2 separate regions of the Homo sapiens genome follow, and region 2 is linked to region 1. A link is a contact called in ENCODE Hi-C or POLR2A ChIA-PET data. All regions are on one chromosome and are shown on one strand. Each heading gives the region's core, a stretch centred on a gene start or an enhancer-like site at or near the end of the contact. The rest is flanking DNA. Distances are from core to core; before and after follow the strand shown. Region 1 has its middle 33 kb from the start of FHL2. Region 2 has its middle 88 kb from the start of FHL2.

Region 1 (6,840 bases), core at 1,838-4,337:
TTACTGTGGGGATCCTGCTTCCAGGTCTGCCCTTGGCGGCTGCTCTGTACTCTGTACAGACACCCTGTTGGATGGGAGGCATGTCATGGCCTGTCCCCATGCTAGGCTTTCATTTTTACTTTGTAACCTACTTTTATCAAACGTCTGTGGTTGCTTAAAAGTCAATAATATATTTGGAGATGGGGTGAGATGGATTGTTTTAAACCTTACCTTCATAAGATAAAACAATGTTGAAAGTTAACTGTGAGCCTTTGGCGTCCTATACTGCAGAGGAGAAGGGCAGAAGGGGATGACCTGTCCTGTTTAATGTGGCATACAAAACCTGAATCTGGGATCCAGAGGTTTCCACCCTCCCTCCACTGCCACAAGGGGGAAAAAGGACTTAATAAACACCAAAGACTTTGCCCCACAATATGATGGTCAAGAAATCGGCTGGGAGTCAAATCGCAGTTCTGCCTCTTAGTAATTGGTAGCAAAATGATGGTCTCCCAAAATGTGCACATCTGAATTCCTGGAACCCATGAATATGACACCTTACATGGCAAGAGGGGCTTTGCAGATGTGATTAAGTTAAGGATCATGAGATAGGGGGATTATTCTACATTATCTGGACATCCCCCAATGTAATCACCAGTGTCCTTATATATGAAAGATGGAGACAGGAGAGCCAGGGTGAAAGAGAAATGTGAAGATGCTATGCTCTGGGCTTTGAAGATAGAAGAAGGGGCCATGAGCCAAGGAACGTAGGTAGCTTCCAGAAGCTGGAAAAGGTGGGGAAACATTCCTTCTCTAGAGCCTCCAGAATGCAGCCCTGCTGATACCTTGATTCTGGCCTAGTGAGACCTGTTTCAGACTTCTGACCTCCAAAAATGAAAGTAAATTTGTGTTGCTTTAAGACAGTAAGTTTATGGTAATTTGCTACGGCATCCATAGGAAACTAGTACAGCAACTATAGCTCCTTAGTTCAGATACTTTTCTAGGTTTGTTCCCTCATCTGCAGCCTAGGAATTGTAATTGTCCCTGCACCAGGTGGCTGCTGTGAAGACGGGACAGTGCAAAGCAAGTCAAGAGTATGGGGTACTTTCTGTGATACAACGTGGGCTCAGTTCATGGTAGCCATGGCTGTTAGTGCCTCCTTGAATCCCTGCAAGTGACCGACAAGGTTACTGTTATTATTCCCATTTTACAGACGTGGTTCTGGGAAGTTAAAATCTTGCCTGGGCCCAGTGTGAACAGCAGAACTAGGACCTTGTGCCCTGGCAACCTGACTCGTCAGCTCCCACCTCCCTTCCTTGACAAAATGCAAGTGTAGTGGAAATTTTTAAAGTGAAGTTTAAGTGGTGAACAAGGGACATTAGACTTGAATCCTAACAAGAACACTGTGACCAGTGATAGGCATCGTTGGGGCTTAGCAAACGACACCCCAAAGTGTGGCGCTGTGGCTTGCTGAGTGCTTTGAATTGAAGCACACTGGAAAGGCCTCTGAAGCAAAGTCTCTGTCTGATCTTCTCCTGTCCTCCTCTTGTTTCCTTTCCTCCCTTAAAGCAGGTCAGAGAAGCCAGAACCACTCTTCCTCCAAAATAAAACCTAGAAATAGGCCAGGCGAGGTGGCTCACGCCTGTAATCCCAGCACTTCGGGAGGCCAAGGCGGGCAGATCACCCGAGGTCAGGAGTTTGAGACCAGCCGGGCCAACATGGTGTAACCTCGTCTCTACTAAAAATACAAAAAATTAGCTGGGTGTGGTGGTGGGCACCTGTAGTCCAAGCTACTCTGGAGGCTAAGCCATGAGAATCGCTTGACCCTGGGAGGTAGAGGTTGAAGTGAGCTGAGATCGCGCCACTGCACTCCAGCCTGGGCAACAAGAGCGAAACTCCATCTAACAAAACCCTAGACATATTACTTTAAGCTTTCCCCAGCCCTTTTGTGTAGGAGTTGGGTATAAAGAAATTCCCAAACCTACCTTGTCTGAAAGGAGATCCTAAGACCTCATTCCACAGAGGTCCTGCCCTGTGTCTGGGAGAAAAGACTGCCCCATACAGAGGCCAAGATGAATCAGAGCAGACAGGCCTTGCTGGGGTTCCCCACTAAGTCTGTTGCCATTAGGCCATACCCATTATGTCCAATCACATTTTTACACCACTGTACACTCTTCCTCGACTCTAAACATAAAAATGGACAGTTTTCTCTTTGATCTTTGGGTCTTCCTTTCTCAAGCCTCCCATATCACGAAATAAATTAGTTATGCTTTTCTCTTGTTAATCTAGATTTTGTGATAGGAATGCCTGCCATGACCCTTATGATGGGGAGGAAGAGTTTTATAACATTTCCCCTCTACAATATGAATTACAGTCAAAAAGTTTCTAAGATCTCAAATTAAATACATGAAAATAGATTATTCACAACTTCATCGTTCAACAGACATTTATTTAGCATCTAGTAGACACCACTCACTGCTGTAGGTATTGGGCATATCTCAGTGAACAAAATAGAGTCTCTGCATTCATTGGAGTTCACATTTTATTGGAGGAGAGATAAACATATATGTAGGTGGATGTGTATATGTGTGAGATAGCAAGTGAACCAGGGTAAGGAGCTAGAGATTGATAAGGAGTGTCATTTTAGATGAAGTGTTTAGGGGTAGCTCTCAGATTGGGTATGAATGAAGGAAGGAGGAAGGCATGTGATTGTCTTGGGGAAGAGTCTGACAGAGATGCCAGCAGGTGCAAATGCCCTGGGGCAGGGCAGTGCTTGGCACAGCTGGGTCAGGGCAGTGTGACTGGTGCCTCTCTAGATGGACAGAGAGAGAAGGAAGAGATGAGGTCAGATTCCTAGGGCCTGGATCATGTAGGGCTCTGTTGGCTATGGTTGGAGTTAGGATTTTATTTTGACTTGGGAAGCCATTGGAACGTTTGGGAAAAGGAGACACACTGTCTAATTTAAGTTACAAATATGATCGCAAATTTTAAACAGAGACCTGTGGTTAAATTGGGCTCACATTGGCCTCTGGGGTTGCCTGGCTGCTCCTGCCCAAGGCTGGCGGAGGTTTGCTGACACTTCCCAGGAAAGAGTGAAGCACAGCAGACAAAAGTAGAAGCAGCTCAGGGCAGCAGGCCAGGATCCTGCCGGAGCTCATCAGCAGCCAGAGTGGAGGATGTGCTGCTGCTGCTGCTGTTAATAAAAGTAGCTGAAGGGTTTATCAGTCCTTCTACCCAACTTTCATTATTCAAACAATGTTGAACTTGCCACTATGAGTTTCCAAACTGTCTGACTTGTGGAGAGCCCTGTCTTAATTAGAAGGTCCTCATCCCACTTTTCCTTGCTGCCTGCAGAGATTTTCCTTCTGAGAGTGTTTGTAGACATGAAATTGTGGGTGTGCTTATTTCTCCCCTCACTTGGATGATCGCCCATGCTGGTTCATTTGAGTCCCAACACATTTGCACCTGCTCATAGATTTTTGCATTTTCAATTTGCAGGAGTAGAGAAACAGGGACCTAAAAGGAGTTTGTCTCATGCACTTTCCACATCTCAGCTTTATGTCTTACACTCGCTATTATTTTTTCTCTGAACCTAACTGATTTGACTGTCTTGTTTGACCTCTGTCTTTGATTTTGGGATTGGAAGGGCATAACATTTGGCCATTGGTTCTCTATTCAATGTAAATAAAGTTGAAGGAAAGAGACTATCCTCTCTCACCTGCTTTTTCGGTTCCTAAATTATATTTAAAGAGAGCAAAATATTACAGTTTCCTAGTAAGTTAATTAAAAGATTCTGAAGAAAATTGGACGCTTTTCAAAAAGGAAGTTTACAGAGTTTAGAATTTTTTCAGCATTTCCATCCTCTTCTCTTCCCCCAACACAAACAGACTTATACAGAGGCACACACAGACACACGCAGAGACATGTGTACACAGAGACATGTGTGCACACAGGCACACTCACACAAACTAATAAATTAGTAAATGGAAGCTTTCAAGTCAGAGAATCTACTCCTTAAGCATACATTATCATCAAATGTTAATACTGATTGCGTCCAAAAAATTCCATGTAAAAAACACGTCCTTGTGCTACGTATTGAAAGGTAGGGAGTGAATATGAAACCTGGTTCCCAGCCAGGATTGCAGAAGGGAAAAGTACTAGCCAAGAAGAGAAACTTCTAGCTCCTTCCTTTGGATTTCAACACTCCTAGAACTCAACTGAATTAAACACAACAGTTTGGTTCAGCAAATATTTATTAGTCAGTTGTGCACTGTGTGCAGGTTACAGTGCTAGCTCTCAGGGTTTAACTAGGATGGATGAATACCCTTCCCAGCCTCTTGAGAAGGTGCTGAAACTAAAGGGAGAATTAAAAACGAAAAATAAAAATAAGTTCAAAGTCCTCATTCTTCTTCTTCTTCTTTTTTTTTTTTTTTTGAGAAGGAGTCTCTCTCTGTCACCCTGGGTGAAGTGCAGTGGCACGATCTCAGCTCACTGCAACCTCCACCTCTCAAGTTCAAGCAATTCTCCTCCCTCAGCCTCCTGAGTAACTGGGATTACAGGCACGCTCCACCATGCCCAGCTAATTTTGGTATTTTTTAGGAGAGGCAGGGTTTCCCCGTGCTGGCCAGACTGGTCTTGAACTTCTGACTTCAGGTGATCTGCCCACCTCGGCCTCCCAAAGTGCTGGGATTACAGGCGTGAGCCACCGCGCCCGGCTTCATTTTTAAGATGAGGTCCTTTCTCCGTTGTGGAGACTTTTCCAAGTTTCTAGTGGGATTAGTGTGAAACTGGCATTGCACTGCTTGTATTTAAATCTGGCTTCCCCTGTACTGCCTCTGTGCCCCTTTGCCTCTCAGTGCCTCGGCGTCCTCACCTGTAAACAAGGAAACCAGGAACACTCCTCATAGAGCCACCCTGTACATCCTGAGTGTGTGTGCAGCATACACAACACTGCTGCACACACCATGAGCACTCGAACGCCAACAACTATTATCTCTCTAATTCAGAGCTTTATTTTATTTTAAATCTGGAATCCAAATCAGTCCTATTCCAGATTCTTTATGAAAATGATTTTTTTCTTTTTTCCCCTTTTACTTTGGGGAGTCAAGAGACTTTCTTATTTCATCTTACAGAATGTTGAGTTTTCAAAATGTCCAAAAGAGAACAAAGAGAAGTGAGGTAGCCCTTGTCCTTAAGTCATTACCCACCCCTCAACACATTTAGCATATTTTCTGGTACCTTCAAAGGAATCCTATCACTTTCCATCTCCATATTGTTCACATTCCTTCTCACCTGTAATGTTCTCAGCCTCTGCTAATTTCTCCTTTCCTTGAGGCACCACGTCCCTTTCTCTGCAAACTTTATCCCAAGTATTTTAAAACATTCATAGATTTTGCCCTCAATACCTGAAGCATTCATTTATGTCATTCAAACCATGCTGTCCCTTGCATATGGCAACAGGGTTGCTCTTTTGCAATTGAAGTCTAATGCCAACTGGATCGGAAAGTACTGGAAAGAAAGACATTGACCAGGCACGGTGGCTCACGCCTGTAATCCTAGTACTTTGGGAGGCTGAGGTGGGCGGATCGCCTGAGGTCAGGAGTTCGAGACCAGCCTGGCCAACATGGTGAAACACTGTCTCTACTAAAAATACAAAAATTAGCAGTGGTGGCCTATGCCTGTAATCCCAGCTACTCAGGAGGCTGAGGCACTAGAATCACTTGAACCTGGGAGACGGAGGTTGCAGTGAGCTGAGATCTTGCCACTGCACTCCGGCTTGGGCAACAGAGTGAGACTCCATCTCAAAAAAAAAACAAAACAAACAAACAAAAAAAACAAGACATTATCTTTAACTTGGTTGCACCCTCGGCAATGAATAACATGGTTATAAGCTTCAGTTTCCTTCTCTGAAAATAGGAATAATAACAAAATTAATAATAATGTTTACCTATAGTGCTGTTGTATTAAATGAGCTAAAACATAGTTACTGGATATAATGATCTTTCAATAAATTTCAACTTTTTTTTTTAAATGGGGTCTTGATCTCTTGCCCAGGCTGTTTTCAAACTCCTGGGCTCAACCAATCCTCTCACCTCAGCCTCCGAAACTAGCTATTATTTTTAATAGACTAAATCATTCTGGTTGGTTATTTATGATTTTTATAATTGGTGGTAATAATTAGACTGTTTTATGTTTGCATAGAATTTTGCATTACGAAAACTTTCATGATCAGACTTAGTATAGAAAATTTAGTAAACTATTTAAAATGTAGAGAAAAATGTAACATTACTACCAATCTTATCCTTCAGAATCAATAATTTTATATATTTTGGTGTATTTTTTCAGTTCATATATTATGAATATTGCTTTCTAGTTTGAGTTTTAAAAATCAAAAGTTCTATGCAAACTTTATTTTTGATGGTTGCATATATTCCATACTATGGCTAATCATATTTTATTTAACCATACTTCACTTTTGAGCTATTGCACTGTTTATTGGTTTTAGTTATTACATATTATTACATATATGTAATGTTTTCATATAACCCATTGTGCCTTCATCTTAACCATTTCATCTTCCTACAAAGGATACGACTTGGAGTAGAACATTCAAATCATGTCATTTTCTATTTTGTGTTCATACGAAACCGTGAACTGATACCTTGAAATTACTCTAGATTTATCTGCACAGAACTAAGCCCAGGCAAAAAGCACTATGATGGCTTCTACTTAACGTGAAAGTAGGTGGTTCCCATAGCCGCTTCAGATACCATCTAGACATGCTTACTCTTTAAAGACCAGAATGACAGCACTTTGGGAGGCTGAGGCAGGTGGATCACCTGGGATCAGGAGTTCATGACCAGC
Region 2 (6,840 bases), core at 2,755-5,254, 56 kb after region 1:
CTCACACCACAGACAAAAAAATAAAAATCAGTTGCAGATGGATTGTGAGCCGGAATGAAAAGGGTGAAACAGTAGTTTCTTTAAAAATGTAGAGTATCTTTATGACCCTTGAGTTAGGCAAAGAGTTCTCAAACTGTACATGCAAACCACTAACCACAAATAAAAGTTTGAAAAACTGTTTTTCACTAAAATGAACAATTAAGGGCACCATTTAGAGACTGAAACATCAAGCCACAGACTAGAATAGATATTTGCAGCCATATACTAAAGACAAAGATGAATATTAAGCAGATATTTTTAAAAACTTCTTTAAGTAAATAAGAAAAAGGCAGACAAATCAGTTTTTAAGCCTGGGAAGGAGTTGAACGGGCACTTTACAAAAAGAGGATAACCAAAATGCCAAAATCCTTATGAAAAAACAGTTCAATGTCATTAGGCCATTAAGAAACACTAGAACCGCAAGAAGACATCTGTTAGGCATTAGAAAGATTGGCAGTACCCAGTGTTGGAGAGAATATGGAACAATTAGAAGTCTTATACAATGCTGGTGGGTGTGTAAACTCGTACAAGTGCTTATGTATTAAAACTAAATATATGTCTACCTTATGGCCTAGGAATTCCAATCATAGGCAAATATCCAAGTGTGCATGTTTTTACCAGAAGACATGTTTGAGTATGTTCATAGCAGCTTTATGTATACTACCTCAAAACTATCAAGGACTCAGATGTCCATCCATAAATGGTGGTATAAAATGCAATAAAAGGAACAACTTACAGCTACATGTAACAGGAAAAGAAAAGCCCTTTCAATAAATGGTGCTGGGTCAACTAGCTGCTGTCTATGCATGAATCACAAGACATGTTGAGTGAAAGAATACATACAGTATGAGACTGTAGGGTCAACACACCTGACAGCAAGAATTTAAGCATACCCTTAGAATGACCCTGCATGGAAGACACACTTGAATGTGTGCTCCAAGCTAGGCAATCCAGGAGTGACCGACCCTGAGATTTGTTCCTTACCCAGACAAAAATCTCAGGCCCTGTCCTGTCTTGGCCTACAGGGGACTGAGGCCCTGAGTTTTGGGTTAAATGAAGGTGGTTGACAGGTGGAGGTCATTGGGAGGAGGGTGCTAAGTGAAAATGCGGTATAAACTACATGTTTGCAGATGCTTGCAGTTTTCCTGCCTTGGCCCCCCGCCACTGGACTCTCCCCTGTGTTTAAGCCCCTGATAAAACCCCATGTCTCATTTCCTGGCTCTGGGTCTCTTCGTCACCCTCTTGAACCTGTAGCCTTCCCTACTGAGGTTCATAGGGGTTTGGCATGAAAGATACCCTCTACATAAATTTTGAGAACAGGCAAAATTACTTTATGGTGATGGAAGTCAGCATTGTGCCTATGTTGAGGGGGGATTTGATTGTGTAGGGGCCAAAGACCTGCATCTTGATCTGGAGTTTTTTCTCTTATTTTTGAGACAGGGTCTCACTGTGTTGCCCAGGCTGGAGTGCAGTGCTGAGTTTCTGCTCACTGCAGCCTCAAGTGATCCCCCCACCTCAGCCTCCCAAGTAGCTGCGACTACAGGTACACAAAATCATGCTTGGTGAATTTTAAAAATTCTTTTTATAGAGACAGGGTGTTACTATATTGCTCAGGCTGGTCTCAAACTCCTAGGCTAAAGTGACCCTCCGACCTCAGCCTCCCAAAATGCTTTACAGGCATGAGGCCATCACATCTGGCCTTGATGTGGAAATTTATCAAATGTCCACGTAAGGCTGGTGCCCTTTTTTACTGAGTTTATGTTGTGTCTTAATGATTAAATATTGTTAATAAAGAAGTCTTCCTCCCTGAAATCCCCTCCCCCCATCCTTTATCCAAACTCTCTTTTTGGATCTCAGTTTTCAAGGTCTTACTTGTGCTTTTCTGCTCAATTTCATTCCAGTTAAATGTTAGATCCGTGGTATTCATTCTACCCTAATCAACCCACACCTGGTTTGTTGAAATCCTTATAGGTCCAAGGCCACTGTCAGGCATGAGTGTGCAGCATGGCAGTCGTACAGCACCCTGTGCCTAGAAGGGTTTAATGCTCTGCCGTCACCAACTTGAAGTTCTTAATTTTGGAACAGAAGCCTCCAATTTCATTTTGCACAGAACCCTGAAAATTATGTAGTTGGCCCTGCATGCAGGCATTTTCATCCTCAGAAGGCACAGAGGTCGGTTCATGTTTTCAACCGTGGCTGCTCATTAGAATAACCAAAGTTCCAGAGATTCTGAGTTAATTGGATGAGGGTGAAGCCGAGGCATGAGGAGTTTTAAAACTCCCAGCTGATTCTAATGCTCAGCCAAGGCTAAGAATGGCAGATCCAGTTGGAGAGGTCATGCCAACGCAATGGTTTACCAAATATCTGGAGGGCTTAGAGGATGGAGGGATCACTTTGGGCTTCGGGTTGGAGGTGAAAGCCTGATGTGAGTTTATGGGGTGAGTTTATGGCGAGAAGTCAAATGCTTAATGTGATGGCGTTCCAGGCAGTGGCACCTGTGGGCCCAAGAGCTGCAGGCAGAGATCCCTCTGGATAGGAACAGCGCTCAGAGCCTCCTTCCTCAGCCACCATTCATGTTCTCTCATCAGCCAGTGAAAACCTGCCGATTCTCTTTTGTAATGAAGCTGTAAAGGTATGAACGAGAAAACGATGGACTTAGTCTCCAGTTGATTTTGAGAAGAGAAGGGCTCTGAGGTTTCAGATGTGGGTGCCCAGCTTGGTGGCTGCCGTGGAGGAAGGAGTGCCAGACTGCACATCAGAAGGCAGAGTTTCTAGTTCTCATCCTACCCCTGGCCACCCAAGACGCTTGCCCAATTCTTTGGGCCTCAGTTTCTCATAAAAACTGGACTGATTTGATCTGGAAGTAATTTTCCATTCCCACACGGCCATAAATGTATGGTTTGTATCTTATTTCTTGGATATCTTTATTGTCTTATAAAGTTATCGATTATAGACTATTTATATGGGTCAGCGATTATAAAGCAATTGAAGTCTCATAAAATAGGAAGTCCATGGACAGAATCCAGCCAGTAGAGGTTTTTTTTTAGCCTGAACAATATTATTTTTTTCAAAAATGTGTTGTCCACATTATGAGATTTCATATTAAAATGCACATTTACAGTTTCTCTTGAAACAACAGGAGATCTGGCAACTCTGGGCCTGCTTTGGGCAATTCTTGCAGACACTGGTGCTCAGGAGGGGCTGCCCTTTTGGACAGAGCATGCACTTGCCAGCTCACCCCAGTCCTCACCACTCCCTATTCTATCCCAGTGGCCTCGTTGACTTACACTAGCAGTCATATCCCTAGCGGTGCATTCAAGTTCCTTCATGCACTGAGGATTTCTTGAGGACTCCTTCAACTGAATATTCATTGCCTGCTTCTTGCTGGCTTAAAATTAGAATTAGGTTTCGTTAGAAATGACAGTCTAATGGTATTAGACATTATTCCATTCCCTCGTTTGTCTCGTCTGACTGTGACCACAGAGCACGTCTCTGCTCTCCAGCCTCAAAGATGATATGACCTCTCTTCGGACATACTGGCTCTAAGAAAACAAACAAAAACTTGGTAATTGGGGCTTCTGCAGGAATGTATGTTCATTTCCATCTTCCTGTAATCCACTGCATTCTTTAGGCCCTCTGAGTCTTCTAAACATTCAGGCCAAGTGATCTTCAAGTTATTTTTCTAACCACAATTATCCAAATCCTGTTTTGTTTTCTCTCTTCTTTCCAAGTGTTCAGTTGGCGTCACTTAGGCTTTGTTGGAGGCAGCTGAGTCTTTCAGGGTCGGGGTGTTTTCCTTGGTTGTGGTCTGAAGGCGATTGGTGGGATAAGAGGTCAGCCCACGGCTTCCATCCTCACCACTACAAGGCCACCTGCCAGAGGCGCCTCACCCCTGACCTTCTCCCAAGGATGGCCAGGGCATGAGGAGGACTGGAGAAAGGAACCCAGGCTGCCCCACCCACCACAGCGGGGCCCTCGGTGAGACTGGTCCGTGGTTGTTTTCTGTGTTGGTCACGGATCCCTCCCCATGCCTTCACCCTTTCCTGCACGTCAGGCGGGAGCCAGTCACTGCCGTCTGAGAGGCACAGCTTGGGCAGAATGCTTCAGGCAGCCCCTGTCGTGAGGACAGCGAAGGGCACCCTTGGGCTCCATTTGTGCTTTGATGAGAACTGCAACTTTGTATCCAGTGTCCAAGTCTGAAGTGATCCGTGATCCTGGCAGACTCGGGTTTGTGATTAGAAGTGCACAGAACATGAGAAATCATTAAGGAGTGGAGGAACATTTTGGAGTGTGGCCTGTCACAGGGAAAGAGTCCTGTGTCCCCTTCGTCAAGCTGACCAGGCCACCTCCAAACCACCCAGTCTCCACTCTCACCAGCCACCACCCCTCCTGTCATCCTTCTTGGAGGGTGGGGAGGGACGGCAAGGTTCTTTCTTCCACCTTTATATTTTCTTGTAAATATAAAACCTTTGCCCCTAAAGGAGGCCACTTGTAAAGAAAGGCTTAAGAAGTGACCTGAAAATAAAACCACAGCTGCCCAATCCACACTGAGGAAGGGGTGGAGAGGTGTCAAATGTTGTGCAGGGCACAGCAAGCCCACTCCCCAGGGCTGCTGTCTTTCCACGACCCTCTCACTGGCTCCTCTTGAAGTCTATGCACTTGGAGTGAGGCCACGTTTCTGCTTTTTCGATGATGAAAGCTGCTGCAGATCCCCTATCTGTGAAGTCATTTGGCAGAATCTGCGTGTTGTTGATATCAGCCATTGAAGTGAAGTCTCTTAAAATAGGCTTCTGGGACTCCGGGCACCGATGTCCTCAAAGCTCAGTGACACCAGCAGCTAAGAGACCTTGCGTAAAAATAGCCAGGGGTGAGCAGGTGGCACTTGCCCCTGACGCATGCTCACCACCTCCTCTCAGCTGTCAGCACCTCTGTCCTCTGATGTCCCACCTTCTCCCTATTATCCACCCCTTCTTCTCCCACTTGGTCCCCTCCTTATAGCAGAGCCACTGAATGATTCCTGGCCAAGGACCAATAAAACCTGGCCGTCAGATTTCCCTGTGCCTAGCATTTGGGAGACTATGGCACATCAAGTTAGATGTTTTTTATTTAGAAAAATGATATAGGTGGACCAGGCGTGGTGGCTCATGCCTGTAATCCCAGCATTTTGGGAGGCCAAGGTGGGTGGATCGCTTGAAGTCAGGAGTTTGAGATCAGCCTGGTCAATATGGTGAAACCTTGTCTCTACTAAAAATACAAAAATTAGCTGGACGTGGTGGTGTGTACCTGTAGTCCAAGCCACTAGGGAGGCTGAGGGAAGAGAATTGCTTGAGCCCGGGAGGTGGAGGCTGCAGTGAGCCGAGATTGCACCACTGTACTCCATTCAGGGCAACAGAGGGAGACTCCTCTGGAATGAATGAATGAAGGAAGGAAGGAAAGAAGGAAGGAAGGAAGGAAGGAGAATGCAAGGGAAGGGAAGGGAAGTGAAGGGGGAGGGACGGAGGATAGACAGAAGGAAGGGAGGCAGGGAGGAAGGAAGGAAGGAAGGAAGGAAGGAAGGAAGGAAAGGAAGGAAGGAAGGAAGGAAGGAAGGAAGGAAGGAAGGAAGGAAGGAAGGAAGGAAAGGAAGGGAGAGAGAGAGAGAAAAAAAGAGAAAGAGAAAGAAAGAGTGAAAGAGAAAAAAGGAGAAAGAAAAAGCAAAGAAAGAAAGAAAGACAGACAGAAAGAAAAGGAAGAAAGAGTATTTAGGCTGTGTCTACAGGTATCATAACCTCCAAGATTAGGACAGAAAATATAACTGAGAATAGCCTACCAAGTAGGACACCTTAAACTTGATTAAGTTTTGAGGCAGCTGGTTGTTGCTACTGCTGTTGTTTTTCCAGGACTTTAGTAATAATCTCTCCCTCCTCATTTCTGAGCAAGTATTAAACAAACCCTTATCAAGCTGGCATTCCTATCTCACCAGGGCTACCATGTCCTGCTGTGCAGAGTGTGCACTGCTCAAGGCCAGACAGCACCGTTCCCATCAACGAGGAGATTAATAGGGTCCCCTGGCCTTGTGTAGTGTGGCAGCCCTACCACCCATAATTTCCTTGTTGTCTTCTCCCCAGTTCTTTCTGTTCTACAGATCCTGATAGAGTGATCTGGTAGGTAGGAACAGAGGCCTTCAAGATATGGGGAATTTGAATTAAAAGGAACTCCCTTATTCCTTCCCTCTGCCCTATTTCAAGTGTTTTTGTCACCCAGACCATCTCTTTGCTTTCCCTTTAAATATTTCCTTTTAAATCTTTTAAAATCCCTAATATCACTTTGATCTAAGATGTTATTGATCTTGTTGTAGGAAGTCTGAGAACACTCTAAGGGCTATTGACAAAAGTGAGTTCTCACCTTGGCCACACTTATTCCCCTAATCTCATCCTCTTCTCTCTCTCTACCTGAGAAAGATAAAAAATGTGGAAGCGATTCACTGTCAAGAGAGACTGCCTGGGATTCTAACAGCAGAGTGGCATCAATATTAATTGAAAGCTCCTTCAGCTGGAAGGGATCTGAGAGGTCATCTATGACCCTTTACCCAGTGAGAGGAATCCAATTCTTCTTGATTATGTTTGTGACTAAACACTCATCATCTCACCGGATAGTTCAGTCCATTGTTGACTTTGTCTTATCGTTTGATACTCTTTGAGCCAAAATTATACTGAACCAGAATCAACTGGCTTTCTGGCTGGAAGTCCCTACCATGTGTCGAGCAAAGCACTGGCAGCTGGGGACACAGAGGTAAATTAAAGATACATGCTGCCTCCCACG

Evidence for each region. A loop is a pair of places that touch in the nucleus more often than their neighbours do. ChIA-PET counts read pairs that join two places held with the same protein, here RNA polymerase II (POLR2A). Pooled maps may share reads with other maps.
Region 2: a loop to region 1 is called in a map of heart left ventricle, with 8 times the contacts of the local background. The contact joins two enhancer-like sites. A Hi-C loop is called at or near these places in 26 of 168 maps with a recorded cell type or tissue (Right ventricle myocardium inferior, Right ventricle myocardium superior, astrocyte of the cerebellum and 7 more) and 12 of 50 pooled maps. POLR2A ChIA-PET finds 5 or more read pairs at or near these places in 1 of 52 experiments (GM12878).

What each region holds. Positions count from the first base shown.
Region 1 is chr2:105,428,789-105,435,628 of GRCh38, forward strand. It overlaps a transcript of FHL2 not described here. Among named protein-coding and RNA genes, the nearest start is that of FHL2, 33 kb to the left of the region's middle. Within about 2 kb of position 3,088, at least 16 of the 41 ENCODE cell types and tissues checked have a DNase peak (open chromatin) inside an H3K27ac peak, as active enhancers do; they include heart left ventricle, heart right ventricle, left ventricle myocardium inferior and 1 more, where a contact is called at or near this core.
Region 2 is chr2:105,483,667-105,490,506 of GRCh38, forward strand. No RefSeq gene overlaps it. Among named protein-coding and RNA genes, the nearest start is that of FHL2, 88 kb to the left of the region's middle. RefSeq lists an enhancer at 2,294-6,840. Within about 2 kb of position 4,005, at least 9 of the 41 ENCODE cell types and tissues checked have a DNase peak (open chromatin) inside an H3K27ac peak, as active enhancers do; they include heart left ventricle, heart right ventricle, left ventricle myocardium inferior and 1 more, where a contact is called at or near this core.